3 separate regions of the Homo sapiens genome follow, and regions 2 and 3 are each linked to region 1. The links are chromatin loops, found by intact Hi-C in ENCODE. Cell type or tissue: mammary epithelial cell. All regions are shown on one strand.

The links. Hi-C counts contacts between places; a loop is a spot of excess contacts. Peaks named below come from ENCODE experiments on the same cell type or tissue, not always from the same donor. Only the 100,000 strongest peaks of a DNase experiment are listed, where the experiment ranks them.
Region 2: it touches region 1 in a loop (5-fold over the local background); 9 of 110 quality-filtered maps call a loop at or near these places.
Region 3: a loop joins it to region 1, with 4 times the contacts of the local background. A loop is called at or near these places in 22 of 110 quality-filtered maps.

Annotation. Positions count from the first base shown.
Region 1 is chr12:52,326,406-52,328,905 of GRCh38, reverse strand. No RefSeq gene overlaps it. Among named protein-coding and RNA genes, the nearest start is that of KRT83, 6.3 kb to the right of the region's middle. In mammary epithelial cell, a CTCF peak has its summit at 1,236 (motif pointing right); a DNase peak (open chromatin) is centred at 1,135; H3K27ac peaks cover 732 bases.
Region 2 is chr12:52,138,176-52,140,675 of GRCh38, reverse strand. No RefSeq gene overlaps it. Among named protein-coding and RNA genes, the nearest start is that of SMIM41-AS1, 21 kb to the right of the region's middle. In mammary epithelial cell, a CTCF peak has its summit at 971 (motif pointing left); a DNase peak (open chromatin) is centred at 975.
Region 3 is chr12:52,214,436-52,216,935 of GRCh38, reverse strand. All of the region lies in intron 3 of LINC00592 (long intergenic non-protein coding RNA 592), which reads right to left. Among named protein-coding and RNA genes, the nearest start is that of LINC02874, 2.1 kb to the right of the region's middle. In mammary epithelial cell, no CTCF peak of the experiment used is centred here; a DNase peak (open chromatin) is centred at 1,185; H3K27ac peaks cover 1,382 bases.

The sequences.
Region 1 (2,500 bases):
TGTGGGCCACCACCTAAATTTAGAGGCAGCCACGGAGCCTGCTGCCCTAACAAGCTATCACCTAGGCAGGGAGCCCTGCCTGACAGTCCCTCCCCTGACTCAATACATGCTGCAAATCTCAAAAGAGAAGGAAGGTGGAAGTGTGTGATGAAAAGACCCCCATCCCACCAGGCCATGAGAGCCATAAATATGTTAGTTTGGGCATGTGGAGAGGTGGCCTAGTGGCGGGGGGAGACAGAAGAGGTTTAAATGGAGCTAAAACTGAAAACTTACAATGAATTTCGATTGTCTTAATTTCTGGAATGATGCCAATACTCAACAGTGATTGCAAATTATGGAATCCAGGTAAGTCTGTTCCACTTTACTACAGCAGTTACTAAGTCCTCAAATTTAGTAGCTTTAACAACCAAATTTGTCTTACTTGAGGACTGCAGTCCGAGCAGGGAGAGCTCATTGTGTCTGTTCTAAGGAGCTCCTGCACCCTCAGGCAGCACCCAGAGACTCACAGCGTCCGGAGCAGTGGCCACCCTTCCCCTGCTGCTCAGACCCATGAGGGGAAGAGTGGCCAGCCCCAGCCCCTCACTGCTTCCAGAGGACACTGCTGGCCCAGATAGCACCCAGAGGGGTGCTCTGTGCACCCAGGTCCCTGAAATCCTGCACTGTGAGTGCTCCTGAGGAGAGCAGGATGGGTGTGCATCTCATGGGAGTGGGTGGGGTGCAGGGTGGAGAGGACTTGGGAGGTGCTGAGCAAGGCTGTTGGGGGACCGGGTTAATGTGTGGGGCATAACCAGACAGGTGGAGGGTGACCAACAAGCTCAAGCACAGGGCTTGGCTTCGGGTTCAACATAAGGCCCACTTCAGGTTGCCCAGCCTGGCTAAAGCCTCCCTGTTCCTGGAGGGATCCAGCAGGAGTGGTACAGCACGGAGGGTGGGGTGGGACATGACGCCCTCCAGGGCTACCCCCTCCAATCGTTCAGAAGGCTTGTGGGAGGAGTATCAGAGACGAACAGGAAGAAAACCTTGGCCCAGAAATGCTTGTCATTACCCCGGAGCTGGAGCTCACCCAGCTTCATCACACCTGCATGGCATGCATCCATTTCATAGACCGAAACCCTGAGTTCTGTGGCTCAGAGAAGCCATATGAGTCATAGCTGTGCTGCAGAAGGTGCCTTAGAAAAGATGTCCTGGACTGCCAGGATTGCCACAATGTTCCCACCAGAGGGCACCCTAGCTTGGCATCAGGAGGTACCCAGTGCTGCCATCTAGGAGAGCCCTTTTCCTACAAGAAGCCCTCCTATGTTGATCAGCGTGGAGTGTGGCTTTCGTGGCTCTTCCCTGCCTGGAGTTTTTCACTTTCCCAGGGGCTTCTCTACATGTGCTCAGCACTCGGCCGTGTACCCCTCCGTGGGCAACCCACCGCCTCCACCCCAGACATTAACTTTCTAAACAGATCTTATGAGCCAGTCTCCCCTCCTCCAGCCCATTATATGCCTTCGCAGCTTTAGTTCCCAAAAGCTCCACTTTCAAGATGCATCTCCCCAGGCACCAAAGGCTCAGCAGAAGACATCTGAAGGCTCCTGGGCCTGATTTTCAGGCTGGCCCCAGCAAAGCTCTCTAACTCATCTGCTAGGGTGCCTCCAACTTCCTTCTGCTACACATAATGCCACAATGAATAACCTGTTCTTTGCATAAGGACTGCTTTCATATGTGGGGTTGGATTTCTCTCAGGAGTGCGAGTGCTGGGTCATTTACACATTTACACATGCCTGAATTCACTGAACAACTCTACGTTGCTTTCCAGAATGTCTACACCACCCCACGCTCCCAACCACAGTGCCCCAGGGTTCTCATCCTCCCACCCCTCCACATCCACCTTTCTGATCCTTGCCATTCTGATGGTACAAACATAACTTGTGGCCTGATCTGCATCTTTCTAAGGACTGGGGGCAGTCATCATTTCTTCATATTCCTATTAGCCATTTGGGCTTTCCCTTTGATGAACTGTCTATTCAGATCCCTGACTAGCTTTCTACTGGATTTCCTTTCTTTTACTTGTGGATTTGCAGGCATTCCTTATATATATAGACGTTTCTTATACACACACACACACACACACACACACACGTATAAGGAATATATATATATATAAATATATAACTTTTCCCAGGCTATCAACTACCAACTATTTTTTTTTCTGTGTAGTCTTTCGCTAAACTGGAATTTTTCATTTTAATGTGGTCATGTCGATCCATTTTTTACCTGGTCTTTATTTTCAAGGTTTGCTTAAGAAATCTTTCCCCACCCATAAGTAAGGACATTCTCCTACATGGCTTCTGCTTGCCTTTTAGCTTTATCTGTCCTGGCCTTTAATTCATCCGAGGCTTCCCATGGGACATGGTATGAACTAAACTCCAGCTCTATGCTTTCCATACGGTGTGTCTATTTTTTACAAATCTCACCAACTGAATAAATGGCCCTTTGCTTGTTGCAACCCTCATTA
Region 2 (2,500 bases), 190 kb after region 1:
TTACTTCCTCACCAGGAAGCCCCTTCCATTCTTGAACAGCTCAGATTGCAAATCTGCCCACCCATCAGCTCTCTCCAGGCAGGAGATCCTGCCTGGTCTCCATGGAAGACACATGGAATGCAGCGACCCCCTCCTCCATGTGATAGGGGCAGGGTGGAGAGAGAACTAGCTTCTGAAGCACTTCCTCTGTTCTGGGCCCATGGGACACAGGTATCAGCAGCCAGCTATGGTCTCTGCCCTCGGGGAGAGAGGGTACTCTCTCAGATAGATCACTACAATGCAAATGAAAAAAGAAAAGAGGCCAGTTGCAGTGGCTCACGCCTGTAATCCCAACACTTTGGGAGGCCTAGGAGGGTGGATCACTTGAGGTCAGGAGTTTGAGACCAGCCTGGCCAACATGGTGAAACCCCGTCTCTACTAAAAATACAAAAATTAGCCGGGCATGGTGGTACACGTCTGTAATCCCAGCTAGTCAGGAGGCTGAGGTGGGAGAATCACTTCAACCCAAAAGGCAGAGGTTGCAGTGGGCTGAGATCACACCACTGCACTCCAGCCTGGGCTACAGAGAGAGACTCCATCTCAAGAAAAAAAAAAGAATAAAGAAAAGAATATTGAACTTTATTGAGCAATGACCATGTAATATGCACTGTTCTAAGCACTTTATATAAAGCAAATAATTTCATTATTCCCAAAGCCCTAGATAGGTCGGGTTCTGTTATTCTGTTTACTTCACATATGCAACCAACCCAGTCATGCAGATCCTGTCAGTGGATCAGAATGTGAACTCTGGAGCCATGCTCAGAGGAGCAGCCAGCTGAAATTAGCACCTAGCTCTGCCGGTTTGAAGTTTGGGCCAGAGTTCCACCTTTCAATTTAAAGCATTTATCTCTTCCATTGTCTCCAAAATACAAAATGCCTCTTTTTCCCAGAACACCTGGACCAGGTGGGAAGGGGCACAGTACAGCAGTGCCATCTAGGGACAGAAGCGTACACTGCAGAGGTTTCAGTGCAGTGGCACCGGGCCCTGGGGCAGAGACCCAGAATCCCCAGCGCCATTCACCTCCCCACTATGGGGTGCCATTCAAAACTGCACACTTGATCTGCTTCCTAAAGTTACTCGTCAGAAGACAGCCCGCTGCAGAGCGGTGCCACTAAAACTCTGTTGTTTGTTCAAGGGTCCCATCTCCTTTTTAGTATGAATGTAGGTGACTTTAAGAGTTCTGAAACCCGGCCAGGCGCAGTGGCTCAGGCCTGTAGTCCCAACACTCTGGGAGGCTGAGGCAGGCGGATCACTTGAGGTCAGGAGTTCAAGACCAGCCTGGACAACATAGTGAGACCCCCCGTCTCTACTACAAATACAAATACACCGGGCATGGTGGTGCATGCTGGTAATCCCAACTACTCGGGAGTCTGAGGCAGGAGAATCGCTTGAATCCAGGAGACGGAGGTTACAGTAAGCCAAGATCGCCCCACTGCACTCCGGGCCCCACTGCACTCCAACCTGGGCTCCGCTCCACAAAAAAAACAAAAAAGAGTTCTGAAACCCAGTAGTTTAGCAGAAGGACTCATATAGTCCCTGAGCAGCTAAGTTGTACCTGTTTCTGGTGTCAGGCAAACTTGAAAGAGTGACCTTATCAGGACTCCGGAAAAGGAGAGGGTATCCACACACTATGCTGGCAACACTCTTCCTTAAGCTGGGTGGTGGATACATAGATATTCATTATATTAAACTTTGCATATATTTATAGATATGAAATATATTGTTTAAAGTGTATTAATTCTTTAAGACAAACTTTCCATTTCGGACCAACTCTGTATCATGCATTTGAACAGAGCACCCACAAGGAACCACAAACAGCCCTGGAGGAGAAGCCCACAGGGAAAGCTCAGTTTGTGGCTCTGCACCACCCACCGGCAAATCAAATCAGCCCAGAGAGCAGATCAGGAAGTTACATGCAACTCCAGCCTTAGAACTCTGCCCGTGGAGCTGCTGGAGTTCAGTGTACAGAGCTGCATGGGGTAGTTTATTCATTTGAAAAATAATTAGTAAACACCTACTACATGCTAAGCCCTGTGTGAGCTGCTGGGAATCTAGGAGTGAGGTGGACGTGTCTCCTTCCAACAGAGCATGACCTCTGTGTTGGAAATGAGTCCTGCCCATAGACAGCAACAGACAAGATAGAAAGTGGGAGGCATCATAGGGGAGACATGGGGGATCACCTCCTCCTCGGGAAGATCTTGGGAAATGATCGCTTCCACCTTAGGAAATCCAGAAAGGCTGCTCAGAGGGAAAGGCATAAAGCCAGGCCTTTAAAGATGGCTAGAGTTTGATTTGCTGGAAGGAAGAGACTCGCTCTAGAAGGAGGGAACAGTGTCAGGAAAATCCCAGAGGGAGAGGATCCAGGGAGAGGTTTGGGGAACAGCCAGAAGGGGAAGGATTTTAGAAAAGGAATCCTGTATTCTCAGGCTGGAGAAGTAGCTGAGTTCCCCATGACAGCAG
Region 3 (2,500 bases), 110 kb after region 1:
CTGTCACTAAGGGTTTCTGAGGTTTGTTTTTCCCCACAGCAAAGCTGCTGCTTCACTTTTTGCATATTTTAACAGTTTCAATGTTTTCCCTGGGATAGTCCTACAAATTTCAAAAATGGAAAAGCAGTAAGCATTTGCTGATGCATGTCTTCTCCATGCAACTGTGAGCTGCTAAAGGCAAGCGCTGTGCAAACTCACTTTTCTATACACTCCCTCCCAGTGCCTAATAAGGGTCGGTCCACAGCAAGCGCTCAATGAATGCTTTGTTTCTCTGTCCAGGTGTGTGTGTCTGTGTGTGTGTGTGTTCCCGCACTGCCTTTTTCTGCATATCTGGGGGGCAAAGAGATAAGTCCCCACTTCCCTCCATGTTTCAGCCTGCAAAGGCTCTCTCTGAGGCACCTGATTCCTAAATAAGGTCGTTCATGTTTGTGACTGTCTAAAGTGGCGTGCTTTGTTCCTAAGAGATGGATAAGCCATCTTTATCTGCCATAAGAAACAAGTGAGACAATGGCTCCTAGAGATAAGGAGCTGGGCACTGGGCACATGCCTAGTGTGGCTGAAACACTGACTTTTGCACAGCGCAGAGAAGCTTGTCCCCACCCCACCCCAGTCATGAGCACTGTCCATTGTACTGAACGGTCACAGTTTGCAGCAACAGCGGACAATGGACCCCTGCTCAAGAGTCAGAGGTGTGGGAAAGAGGGTTAAAATAGGAATTTCCACTCCTCAGATGTTCTCCAAAGCCTGGTGGAAAGCACATCTGGGTCCTCACTGGTGACTGCTATGATCTAGATAAAGAATAGAGGCTCTCAAGAAATCAGAGATGGGCTCTGGGCTGGCAAGCTAGATCCAGGAGCTCTCATGGAGGTGATGGGGTCCCCAGGCTGGGCAAGCTCTAGGGCTGGAGGTTCTGCCCCCAGCAGTAGTGGCAAAAGCAGCTGTGAAGGCAATGCCTTCGGGAGCTTGCTGGCCCTTTTCAGGCTGTGCTATCTGAAAAGCATCTACGCATCGTACAGCCCATGTCAACAACATTTCGGCCCACAGAGCTGGAATGCTTCATTCAGCCCCAGGGCCTTATCTTCTGAGATCCAGTTACTAGCAACAAGCATCATGATAAGGTGGCAGCCAGGCGCCTGTCTGATCCTGCCTGGGTCCGGCATCTGACCCCAGTATGACCTCCCTCCTCTCCCACCTGGGCCTGACTCATGCTTCCAGAACAGGAACTCGAGGATCCCTGCTGCCCAGCCATAGCTGACTCATGGCTGGTCCAGGGGTTGCTCTGGAAGGGGCTCAGGACAGCTGTCAGCTCTCAGGAAGGAGACACCTGTCATTTCCTGAGCACCTACCATGTGCCAGGCACCAGGCACACCTCTGAATTTCATTGGTATAATTAACTTGAAGGGGATTTCTGATCTTTCGTAGAAAGGAGAAAAATGAGGATCAGGCAGAAGTGAATTCAAAGGCCAATCTCTTAGCACCGAGCACAGCCATCCACTCACCCTCAGTGCACTCCCTGGGGCCAGCCACCACCACCCCTGGGAACCACTGTTTCTTTTCTAAAATTTAAAAAAAAGAGAGAGAGAGATTGGGCCAGGCGCAGTGGCTCACACCTGTAATCCCAACACTTTGGGAGGCCAAGGCAGGCGGATCACTTGAGGTCAGGAGTTGGAGACCAGCCTGGCCAACATGGTGAAACCCCATTCCTACTAAAAAATACAAAAAATCAGCTGGGTGTGGTGGCACAATCCTATAATCCCAGCTACTTGGGAGGCTGAGGCATGAGAATCGCTTGAATCTGGGAGGCAGAGATTGCAGTGAGCCGAGATCGTGCCACTGCACTCCAGCCTGGGCGACAGACTGAGACTCTGTCTCAAAAAAAAAATACAGAGAGAGGGTCTCACTATGTTGCCAAGGCTGGTCTCCAACTCCTGGACTCAAGCAATCTTCCTGCCTCAACTTCCCAAAGCTCTAGGATTACAGGTGTGAGCCACCTCACCCAGCCTCACCGTTTCTTCATTCATTCCTCCATCCCACATTTATCAACGGCTTCCTCTCCTCTGCTTCATGGCCAGTCAGTCCCAGAGGGCAGACTTTGGGAAGCCCACCAGCTCTCCTGAAGGAGTCAGGCTTGCCTGGGAAAGGGGGCACTTGCACCCCAAGTCCACCAAGGCAGAGACAGGTATCCCTACTCCCTGCAACCCTCTCTCAGCCAGCGGGTGGGGCTAGCGTGGCCTCCATGGCTGCAGAGGGGTCTCTGGCCTGGACTGCAGCATGGTCTTGGCAGCACACTCCTGCACCCAGTAGGTGCTTCGGGAGGCATCCTTGCTGTCCCCTGGCATCAGCCCTGCAGTGGGTGAGCAGGTGAGGTGGCAGGAGCAAGGAGATCACCTCTCATTCCTGTGGTTTCAGGTGCCTGGCTGATGTCAGGCCTGAGTGATGTGGCAGTGGGGGCAGGGGGTCACTGTGTCTGGGGCCTGAATGGGGGCTGAGGCTTTTCCTT